Linked DNA regions of Homo sapiens: region 1 is linked to region 2. Evidence: chromatin contacts called from ENCODE Hi-C or POLR2A ChIA-PET data. All regions are on one chromosome and are shown on one strand. The core of a region is the stretch at or near the end of the contact, and the rest is flanking DNA. Distances in the headings are between cores, read along the strand shown.

What was found. A loop is a pair of places that touch in the nucleus more often than their neighbours do. ChIA-PET counts read pairs that join two places held with the same protein, here RNA polymerase II (POLR2A). Pooled maps may share reads with other maps.
Region 1: a loop to region 2 is called in a map of CD8-positive, alpha-beta T cell, with 2.9 times the contacts of the local background. The contact joins two enhancer-like sites. A Hi-C loop is called at or near these places in 5 of 168 maps with a recorded cell type or tissue (CD14-positive monocyte, CD8-positive, alpha-beta T cell, GM12878 and 2 more), 4 of 37 single-sample maps with no recorded cell type and 9 of 50 pooled maps. POLR2A ChIA-PET finds 5 or more read pairs at or near these places in 10 of 52 experiments (AG04449, BJ, GM12878 and 6 more).

The regions. Positions count from the first base shown.
Region 1 is chr1:179,350,668-179,356,092 of GRCh38, forward strand. SOAT1 (sterol O-acyltransferase 1) reads left to right here. Exons shown (of 16, transcript NM_003101.6): 15 at 650-795; 16 at 2,918-5,425. The coding sequence ends at 2,974. Among named protein-coding and RNA genes, the nearest start is that of AXDND1, 13 kb to the right of the region's middle. Within about 2 kb of position 2,989, at least 3 of the 41 ENCODE cell types and tissues checked have a DNase peak (open chromatin) inside an H3K27ac peak, as active enhancers do.
Region 2 is chr1:179,307,769-179,313,261 of GRCh38, forward strand. The region is part of intron 2 of SOAT1 (sterol O-acyltransferase 1); the gene reads left to right. Among named protein-coding and RNA genes, the nearest start is that of SOAT1, 17 kb to the left of the region's middle. Within about 2 kb of position 2,668, at least 4 of the 41 ENCODE cell types and tissues checked have a DNase peak (open chromatin) inside an H3K27ac peak, as active enhancers do.

The DNA.
Region 1 (5,425 bases), core at 1,739-4,238, 43 kb after region 2:
TAACACTGATTTGATAGGTCATAAAAGTTATCTATATAAACAGCTTTCCCATTCGTAAACATTGTCGGTATGCACCCCCTAGAAAACTGACAAGTTTTTGAGTGAGTAGAGAGGGAAAAGTTGGAATATGAATATTCTAATTCCATGAAATATATATACACATGTTCTGAAAACACTGATTTCTTGTAAGTTACTGATTTTAACACTGAAGCTTTATTTTTCTTTATAGAAACAGTGACCAGAATAAAAAAATATATAAACAGTTGTTGCTCACTGTGATTATTAAATAACAGCAGATACCTGAGGTCCCTCATCTTCTGATAAATTATGTTTTGATACCTGTATATTTCTTTCTTTTTTTTTTTTTTTTTTTTTTTTTTTTTTTTTTTTTTTGAGACAGAGTTTCACTCCTGTGACCCAGGCTGGAGAGCAGTGGTATGATCTCAGCTCACTGCAACCTCTGCCTCCCTGCTTCAAGTGATTCTCCTGCCTCAGCCTCCCGAGTGGCTGGGATTACAGGCACACACCACCACGCCTGGCTAATTTTTGTATTTTTAATAGAGATGGGGTTTCACCATGTTGGCCAGGCTGGTCTCGAACTTCTGACCTCTGATAACTGTATATTTCTTTGTTGCCTTCCTATTTTTAGTGGCTTTCAACTTCATTGTCAATGATAGTCGGAAAAAGCCGATTTGGAATGTTCTGATGTGGACTTCTCTTTTCTTGGGCAATGGAGTCTTACTCTGCTTTTATTCTCAAGAATGGTATGCACGTCAGCACTGTCCTCTGAAAAATGTGAGTCACCAACCTGGTTGGAGTGCAAAAGAACCTGTTTATTCTCTGTTTGTGAGAGTTGGTGGGCAATGTTGAGGAGCACAGTAGTGGAGATTATGATGAATTAGTGTTAAAGAGAGGGAAATGAGGAGTAAAAGCATTAGTTTATCATCTGATCTTATTGTACTTGAAGTTTTTCCTTTTGTTTAGTTTTCTTCACATTTAACTCTCCTAGCTTTTGGTTTTCTTCTTTTACTGCCTTTTCTTCAGCCCCTTCTAATTTTTTTTTTTTTTTTGAGACAGAGTCTCACTCTGTCGCCCAGGCTGGAGTGCAGTGGTGCAATCTCAGCTCACTGCAACCTCTGCCTCCCGGATTCAAGTGATTCTCCTTCCTCAGCCTCCCGAGTAGCTGGGATTGCAGGAGCATGCCACCATGCCCGCTAAATTTTTGTATTTTTAGTAGAGATGGGGTTTCACCATGTTAGCCAGGATGGTCTTGATCTCCTGACCTCATGATCCGCCCACCTCGGCCTCCCAGAGTGCTGGAGCCACCGTGCTCAGCCAGCCCCTTCTAAGTATTCTCCAGGGTTTTCCTAATGCCATGTATGTCCCTACTACCACCACCTAAAACATACCTTTTTTTTTTTTTAAACCTCTTTCTTCTAAATAAACTCTTGTAAAAATATTGGGCAACACTGAGATCCTTCCATTTCTCTTGATTCTATTTTTGTTTTTGGTAATTCAGGTTTCATTTATTCTTAGGACTTTAGTTTTTAGCTATACATGGGTACAGATTTTAGGAGGATGGCTTTTTTTTTTTTTAAGAATTTTATTTTCAAGTAACACAGTATAGGACATAGGAATTTCCCAGCAAACACTCTGGTTAATTTAATTGATGTGATCTGGTTAATTAGATCTACTAGCACTAGCTGAAAGTACTGCTTATAGTTATGGATAGAATTTCATGATGGAAACACCCTAAGAAGTAGGATTGCCAGGCTTTTTGTGCATATAGGGCGTGTCCTATATTTAACATTTTTGTCCTGCCTCCTGTATTGGGTTTCTTAGAACACCCCAAATGTCCTATATTCTGCTTTTTTCAGTAAATTACAAAAAATATGGCAGATAGAGCTATTTGTCTCAAGTTCATCTCGGCATCCTGTACTTGTATTTGCTAAATTTGGTGGCCCTACTAATAATTCATTCAATCCCTACAACCTTCCAGGTTTGGAGGGGATACCTTCTTGATTTATTTCCTGGGTATTTCTCATAGGCATCTGTAACTGAAGATGTCCATAATGAAATTAATCAGTTTCCTCTCCAAAGCTTCCCCTCTTTCTGTGTACCCTATGTCTGTTAGGCTGCCTCAACTCTCCCTCTTTATTTCATATTAATCTCCTTTGTTCATCTGAAGTAATTGCTCTTGACTGTCCCTGGTCACCTGGATTCCACATGTCAGATTTTATTCTCCTATCAAAATCCAGTTTGGATGCCACATCTTCCATGATGATTTTTCAAATGCTTGCTTCCCTCTCTTTCCTATTTCTGAACTTTTGTAGTGCTTCATTTGCTCCTCCTTTGATAGTTCAGTAATTTTAAACCTTGTATTAGTCATTTTTATATATATGTCATTTATGTATATATTAGTCATTTATATATGTGTATATATAATATATATTTATATTTATATATTTATTTATATATTATATATTAACTAATATATACTAATATTTAGTACCTTAAAATCTAAATGGTGGTTATATATAAATATATATATATATATCTATTTGTCGTCCTTAACCACCATTTAGATTTTAAGGTACTAAAAGTAGGGCTGTGCTAAAATAAAGATACAGAAAGAAATAGTGCCTATTTAGAAACTGGTCAAAGTCCACACAATTGTGTATAGTTTACTGGACTTTAAAAGCTTTATGTGAAGCACCTAATTGAATAAATCTGTGTTATAGATAAAAGTACTGAACATCTTTTGAATTAGTGAGCTGCTTATACCTTGAGGGTTGTTGAAATGGTGGGAGGCATTTTAGAGATGTACAATGTATCATATTAACATCCCTGCCTATCTCCACACCTCCTCTACTCTGTACACAAATTATTTTTCCATTCTTATTTTTCCCCACTGCAGCCCACATTTTTGGATTATGTCCGGCCACGTTCCTGGACTTGTCGTTACGTGTTTTAGAAGCTTGGACTTTGTTTCCTCCTTGTCACTGAAGATTGGGTAGCTCCCTGATTTGGAGCCAGCTGTTTCCAGTTGTTACTGAAGTTATCTGTGTTATTTGGACCACTCCAGGCTTTACAGATGACTCACTCCATTCCTAGGTCACTTGAAGCCAAACTGTTGGAAGTTCACTGGAGTCTTGTACACTTAAGCAGAGCAGAACTTTTTTTGTGGGGCTGGGTGGGGGGAGAAGACCGACTAACAGCTGAAGTAATGACAGATTGTTGCTGGGTCATATCAGCTTTATCCCTTGGTAATTATATCTGTTTTGTTTCTTGACTCTGTCCAATCAGAGAATAAACATCATAGTTTCTTGGCCACTGAATTAGCCAAAACACTTAGGAAGAAATCACTTAAATACCTCTGGCTTAGAAATTTTTTCATGCACACTGTTGGAATGTATGCTAATTGAACATGCAATTGGGGAAGAAAAAATGTAGAATGATTTTTGCTATTTCTAGTAGAAAGAAAATGTCTGTTTTCCAAAGATAATGTTATACATCCTATTTTGTAATTTTTTTGAAAAAAGTTCAATGTTCAGTTTTCCTTAGTTTTTACCTTGTTTTCTCTATAGGTCATGATTTCTGTGAAGCAAAAAGATGCCTTTTACCATGAATTCTTGAGTTTACATCAATAATATTGTATATTAAGGGGATCAGAAGTAGGAAGGAAAAAATAAGAGATAGCAGAGGAAAAAGAAAAACATTTCCTCTTATAACTTCTGAAGTAATTTGTAAAAAAGATTTGTAGAGTCAATCATGTGTTTAAATTATTTTATCACAAACTTAACATGGAAGATATTCCTTTTTAACTTTGTGGTAACTTCTTTGAAGTTATTTAGAAATATCCTTTGGAACAATTATTTTATTGTCTAATAAATATTGACTTCTCTTGAATTATTTTGCAGACTAGTGAGTCTGTACCATAAGTATTAATCACCTCCACTCATATTAAAGTGATCATTAAGAATCCAGAAGCTGGCTTCTGCATTTGCTCAGTTATACTTTTAATGGTAGTATGTTTTTAGGTGGAATAAATTAATATGTGATTGGTTTCAAGGAAATGTACTCTATTATGTAATACTTCCATTTTATAAGATGCCCATTTCTAATACAATGTGTGTAGGAATTATTTGTATGTATGAGGTATGATTGTAAAGATTGAGCATTGGAAGGGGTATCAGAGACCATGTAGTTCAACTTTCCACTCAAAGTAAGATTTATGAATTATTTAAATGATAGTTGTTACTTGGAACAGCCACTTGAGAGGCTCTCTTGGTATTGTTTGGAATTGTTTTAAAGTCAGTTTGAGTCTCACAAGAAGGTAAGTAGAGTTTCTTAATAGTCACAACTTAATTTGAACCACAAGTATCCAGCTTAATCACGTATCTTACTCACGATACCACTGGTCCAGATGAGTTTAGGTAATTTTCAAACATTAAATCCAACTTCAACGGAAACAAATACACTCAAGGGAAGTTATTTTTAAAAAGGTACTCTGCATGTTCCCGCAGTAATGTTCTGCACAACAGTATTGTAATTGTAATGGAATCATAACCTGCTAACTAGTTTGCTTTAATATGGCTTGTAATTCTTGACATTTTTCTTAAAATTAAAACGAATTTTTATTTTGAATTTATAACTGCATTTTAAATATATTGGGGACAGATTGCGCTGAGACCTGGTTATGAGCAAGCCAATCTTTTGAATCTAGAGAATGGAATTCTTAGGTTTATATTTCTGTTAAGAAATACTATAAATATGACTCTTATGAGAAGACTTTGTTGCTCTGTAGTGTTTCTGAATACTGTATTTGTTGGATTGATCAAGGCTATTTTTCAAAAAGCTCTCTGCTTCCTGTTTGTTTGTTTGTTTGTTTTTGAGACAGAGTCTTGCTCTGTCGCCGGGGCTGGAGTGCAATGGCGTGAACTCAGCTCACTGCAACCTCTGCCTCCCTGGTTCAAGCTATTCTCCTGCCTCAGCCTCCTGAGTAGCTGGGATTACAGGGCCACGCCTGGCTAATTTTTGTATTTTTAGTAGAGATGGGGTTTCACCCTGTTGGTCAGGCTGGTCTCAAACTCCTGACCTTGTGATCTGCCCACCTCAGCCTCCCAAAGTGCTGGGAAGACAGGCGTTAGCCACCGTGCCCGGCCTCTGTTTCCTGTTATTAGTGATTTTCCTGCCCAAGATTGCAACAACAAATATGTAGAACTACAGACTGTTTAGAATGCTGAGACTGTTCTAAGAAACTTTCAAAAACAGTAGCACTTCAAGGAATGGTCACTTTCTATGAAAGAAACTGGTTTGATAGCCATAATCTTATTGCTAGCTGCTTTTAGCAAAAGTCTTTTCTTGAAACCACCACCTATACTCTTTAAACAAATAAAAACTAAAATCTCTTGCTAATGTTTCA
Region 2 (5,493 bases), core at 1,418-3,917:
CACTGTGTTCATCAAGGTATTATCTTTTTTTTTTTTTTTTGAGATGGAGTTTTGCTCTTGTTGCCCAGGCTGGAGTGCAATGGCACAATCTCGGCTCACCACAACCTCCACCTCCCAGGTTCAAGCGATTCTCCTCCCTCAGCCTCCCAAGTAGCTGGGATTACAGGCATGCGCCACCCTCCTGGCTTATTTTGTGTTTTTAGTAGAAACGGGGTTTCTCCATGTTGGTCAGGCTGGTCTCAAACTCCCGACCTCAGGTGATCCACCCACCTCGGCCTCCCAAAGTGCTGATATTACAGGCGTGAGCCACTGCGCCTGGCCTCATTAAGGTATTATCTTATTGGCAGTGCTGTCCACTCTTCTGTCCCAGTTCCTGAGGTAGCTTTTATAATCTCCTGTTGTATATCAACTGAGAATTATAATCTACATGAAATCCTCTAATATTCCTACCAGAAATTATCTCTTGATTTAAAACAAGATAATATGATGTTGTAACAATTTAGTGGTAATAAGGCAGATTATCTTCTTGCATATACAGGCAGCCTACACAGTTGATACAGATGTGGTGATAAAAGAAAAAGAAGCCAAAGTTACTCTAGTTGAGTAATATAGTTCCCAGATGGCCGGGCACGGTGGCTCACTCCTGTAATCCCAGCACTTTGGGAGGCCGAGGCAGGCAGATTGCTTGAGGTCAGGAGTTCAAGACTAGCCTGACCAACATGATAAAACCCTGTCTCTACTAAAAATACAAAAATCAGCTGGGCGTGGTGGTGGGTGCCTGTAATCTAAGCTACTCAGGAAGCTGAGGCAGTAGAATCGCTTGAACCTGGGAGACGGAGGTTTCAGTGAGCCGAGACCGCGCCACTGCACTCTAGCCTGGGTGACAGAGTAAGACTCCGTCCAAAAAAAAAAAAAAAAAGATTTGGTTTTATTAAACCAATTGCTCAAATATGCATATAAATTTTTTTACATTTAAAGTAATATATACTCATTGAAAAAATTCAAACACTATAGAAAGTTATTAAGTAATACTTCCTCAAGTAACATTTTTTTTTACATGTGGGATCATATTTGAGATCTCTTCTGCAATTTGTTTCTTCTATACTTTGTAAGTCTCAGATATCTTTTCATTTAGTATATGTAATTCTTTAAAATACCTGTGTAGTATTTCTGCTGTACGGATGCTTGGCGGTTTATTTAACTTGCTCCTTATTGATGGAAACTTAGGCTGTTTCCAAAGTTGCAGTATTACAAGCAGTGCTACAGAGAGCATCATTGAAACAGCATCATTGCTTACTTGTACTGGTATACCTATAGGATACATTCTTTTTTTGAGACGGAGTCTCACTCTGTCGCCCAAGTTGGAGTGCAGTGGTGCGATCTTGGCTCACTACAACCTCCGCCTCCCTGGTTCAAGCGATTCTTCTGTCTCTGCTTCCTGAGTAGCTAGGATTACAGGTGTGCGCCACCATGCCTTGCTAATTTTTGTATTTTTAGTAGAGATGGGGTTTCACCATGTTGGTCAGGCTGGTCTCGAACTCCTGACCTAGTGCGCCGCCTGCCTCAGCCTCCCAAAGTGCTGGGATTACAGGCGTGAGCCACTGCACCTGGCCAGGATACATTCTTAAAAGTGAAATTGCTAGGTCAAAGGGCTTTTGCATTTAAAATTTAGACATTATCAAATTTCCTTTAAAAAATGTTATGCCAATTTATATTCCTAACTATACTGTTTCACCACACTCTTGGCAATAATCTTACCAGTCTTTTAAAATTCCTGATTTGATGGGTGAAAAACAGTATACATATAGCATAAATTTGTTCTCATGAATTTTAAGTGAGGTGGGGAAATTGTTTCATATTTATTGACCATGTATTTTTTTTCTTTAAAAGCCCTGTTCATATCCTTTGCTCACTTTTATTCCTTATCTGGTGGTTATTATTTTTAAGAGCTTTTTCTATATTAAATAAATTAATCCTCTGATTATGTACTTTGAATATTTTCTTAATCAAACTAGTGATTTGTCTTTTGACTTTGCTTATGTATGTGTGCTTTGCCATGTTTTGTTTTTATATATCAAATATTCTTTTAATTGTTATAATTTTTTTTTTGTTTGTTTTTGTTTTTATTTTTGTTTTTGTTTTTTGAGATGGAGTCTCGCTCTGTTGCCCAGGCTGGAGTGGAGTGCAATGGCGTGATCTTGGCTCACTGCAGCCTCTGCCTCCCGGGTTCAAGCAATTCTCCTGCCTCAGCCTCCTGAGTAGCTGGGATTACAGGCATGTACCACCATGTCCTGCTAATTTTTGTATTTTTAGTAGAGACAGGGTTTCACCATATCAGCCAGGCTGGTCTCGAACTGCTGACCTCAAGTGATCCACCCACCTCAGCCTCCCAAAGTGCTGGGATTACAGGCATGAGCCACCACGCCTGGCTGCTTATAGATATTTTTTTTGTCATGCTTAGAAATCATCCAAGATTATGACAAAAAGAAAACATGACTTTTTTTTTTTTTTACTTTTGTGGTGTTTTATATTGAAATATTTGATCCATATGAAATTTATTTTTGAGTGATGCATTCATCATTGGGGATCTAATTTTTTAGTTTTCCAAAATGGCTAGTTAGTTGTTTCAACATTATCTATTAAGTCTCTGTTTCTGTATGAACATGCACTAATCCACGTTTCTGGCTCAGATTCCATTTTTCTGAAGTAGTGCAGACTTGTGAGTAGTTGAGAACTTTGTAAAGTTTTTGTGGTCAGTGGAGCAATAGACGATTACAGATGGATTTTACTATCTTATCTTCCCTTTTATTGTTAAGATTGAAAAGTGATTGACTCTTTCAAGAAATACTCCTAAACCTAACCATACTATGGACATAAAGGTGACTTTTCAAGTGACTTTTGTATCGCTTTGTGGAGAACAAAGTGAAGCTGAAATGTAGGTATTATAAGACACGGTCAATGAGAGTTTTTTAGAAAACAATCAGGATTTAAAAATGAGTTTGAATTTCTAGGCAATAAACTAGTCAGTGCCTACACGTTAGCTAATTCTGTTCTTGCCACAAGTAGATGAAGAAAACATTTATTAAAAGAACTGCAACTTGAAAATTGGTTATTAGTCACTGCTTAGTATTCCTTAGTCATCTTTATGAGTGTAATCACATAGGTTGGCTGTCCTTTTTTTTTCTTCAATGCTGCATGACTAGGGGTCAGGAGACAAGGATTTCTTCAGGCTCAGTTACTTATTGGCCATGTGACAGTGTACAAGATGTTCAATTTCTTTGAATCTCAGTTTCTTTATTTTAAAAATAGAAATGAGGCCAGATGTGGTGGCTCACGCTTATAATCCATGCACTTTGAGTAGCTGAGGTGGAAGGATTGCTTGAGACCGGGAATTCAAGACCAGTCTGGGCAACATATCAAGACCCCATCTTTACAAAAGTAAAAAAAGTTAGGTGGGCATGGTAACATGTGCCTGTAGCCGAAGCTACTCAGGAGGCTGAGGTGGGAGGATTGCTTGAGCCCAGGAGTTAGAGGTCGCAGTGAGCTAGGATTGCACCACTGCACTCCAACCTGGGTGACAGAGCAAGACTATATGTTAAAATTTGTAACAAGTTTAACAAGGATGCGGATTTAGAAATTTGGAGGCCATAATGTCTTCAGGGAAAAGAAGAGTTGCAGAAATGGGTGGAAACTATTGGCTAGCAAGAAAACAAAGATAAGAAGTGTAAAATTCTTTCTCAGAACATTTTATATTAGAAGGAAAAGTACAGCATGTCATGAGGGTTAAGTGATCTTCAAAAGGACTGTTTTTAAAAAAAAAATCGTTTCTAAATTTCAGTTATTTTGCCATTATATTACTATTACTATGTAACTTTAAAAAATTCACTTGAAAATTTATTCTCAACCTAAGTAATAAATTGTTAAATCATAGGTTTGATGTTCAATTACTTATTTTTAAAAAACAAATTAAATATATAATAACTTGATAAGTGTTAGTAGAACTACAGATTTTATTTTCAGTATCACTGATGACATCCATATCATAATTTCTGAAACATGATTTTTAAAGAACAAATTGTCTCTGAATTTAAATGTGGACAATATAATTGACTCAGTGGGTTGAACTTTTTGAATAGGGAATGATTAAGACAATAATAGTTTGAAGGGTTAGTCTTGAAAAAGAGATGGGCTACTCTTTCCTCTGACACAGAAATGTTGGAGAAGAGGTTGAAAGACAGCAAAAATTAAGAAACATAGAAGACATTTAAGGATTTGGTACCAAAACTGAACAACTAAAAGTTACTTGGTGGGGCTGGGACTTGAAAGTGGAAAAGGTTTCCAACTACTTTTGTGAGGAATGTCACAGAAATTCATCAAGAGGCAGAGACAAAGATTGCATATTTTCATTGCTGGCCTGCCTAAGGCTTGACTGCAGCAGTTTAGAATGGGCCTATTTTCCTAACTTTTTCTGTAGCGCATGGCAATTTGGAATCAGAAGGCAGATAGCGGGTAATTTCTGGAGTCGGCGTGTGGCATGGTGGGTCCAGGAAATTGGTGGTGGTGATAAGGGACAGATAGAAATAATGACAGAGGGTTAGTAAGTCCGTGCTGGTTAAGAAAACTGGAAAACCAAAATGATGACTTCTATCAGAAGAGAAACTGTCTCTTTCCCTGTCTTTCTCTTTAGCGATGAAACCTTCGCTAGAAATTCCCCTACAGACTTCTCGTGTCTCATTGGCCAGAGTTAGATTACAAGTTATGCTGGCTATCTACCTTTTGCCTCTCCAGTCTTTTCTACGCTACTTTGTTTCCTGGGAGACTGACGTTAAGAACTGCAACAATAGTCTCCAGTGCCCTGTGTGTTTCTGGTAGGCTTGGCCAGTGGGAGAACTTCAGGAGATCTAAGAGCAGAGAGTAAGGTGGGTGTATTTATAACTAAGGTTCTCTCCCTGGTAGGTAACCATTGCTCCTTTCTAATATTTCTCTCTAAAGAGTTCTCTCTGGGTTCCACTAACCCTTTACCCGCTTTGCCCTTTCTGGCCTCAGGATGGTAACAGCTTTCCTGATGTTTATTACTAGCCCTAGAATTCCATATCATCCTTATTACCATCCTTTGTTGCTTTTCTTAAACTCTGACCACACACTAGAAAAAGGACCTCTTTAAATTTTTCCCAGTCAATAAGCTTGAGTGGGTCATCTCTTTGCTGTCTGATACTCAGGTCCATTTTTAAATCAGTTTCTCGCAAAGGCAGTGACATGCATGTCCTTATTTGGGAAGCAACCGGCAGTGTTCACCATGGCTGTGTTACATTATAAAAAATAATGTGTGTGTACTTGTCTGTTTTATTTGCCAACCAGATTTACAGTAAACTTGGCCATCTAGAACAAAGTTGGCAAACGTGGCCGTGTTCATTCTTTTGTGTTTGTAGTGCTTTCTCCTGTTATCACAGTAGAGTTGAGTAGTTGTTACATAGTTGCAGACTATACTGCCCA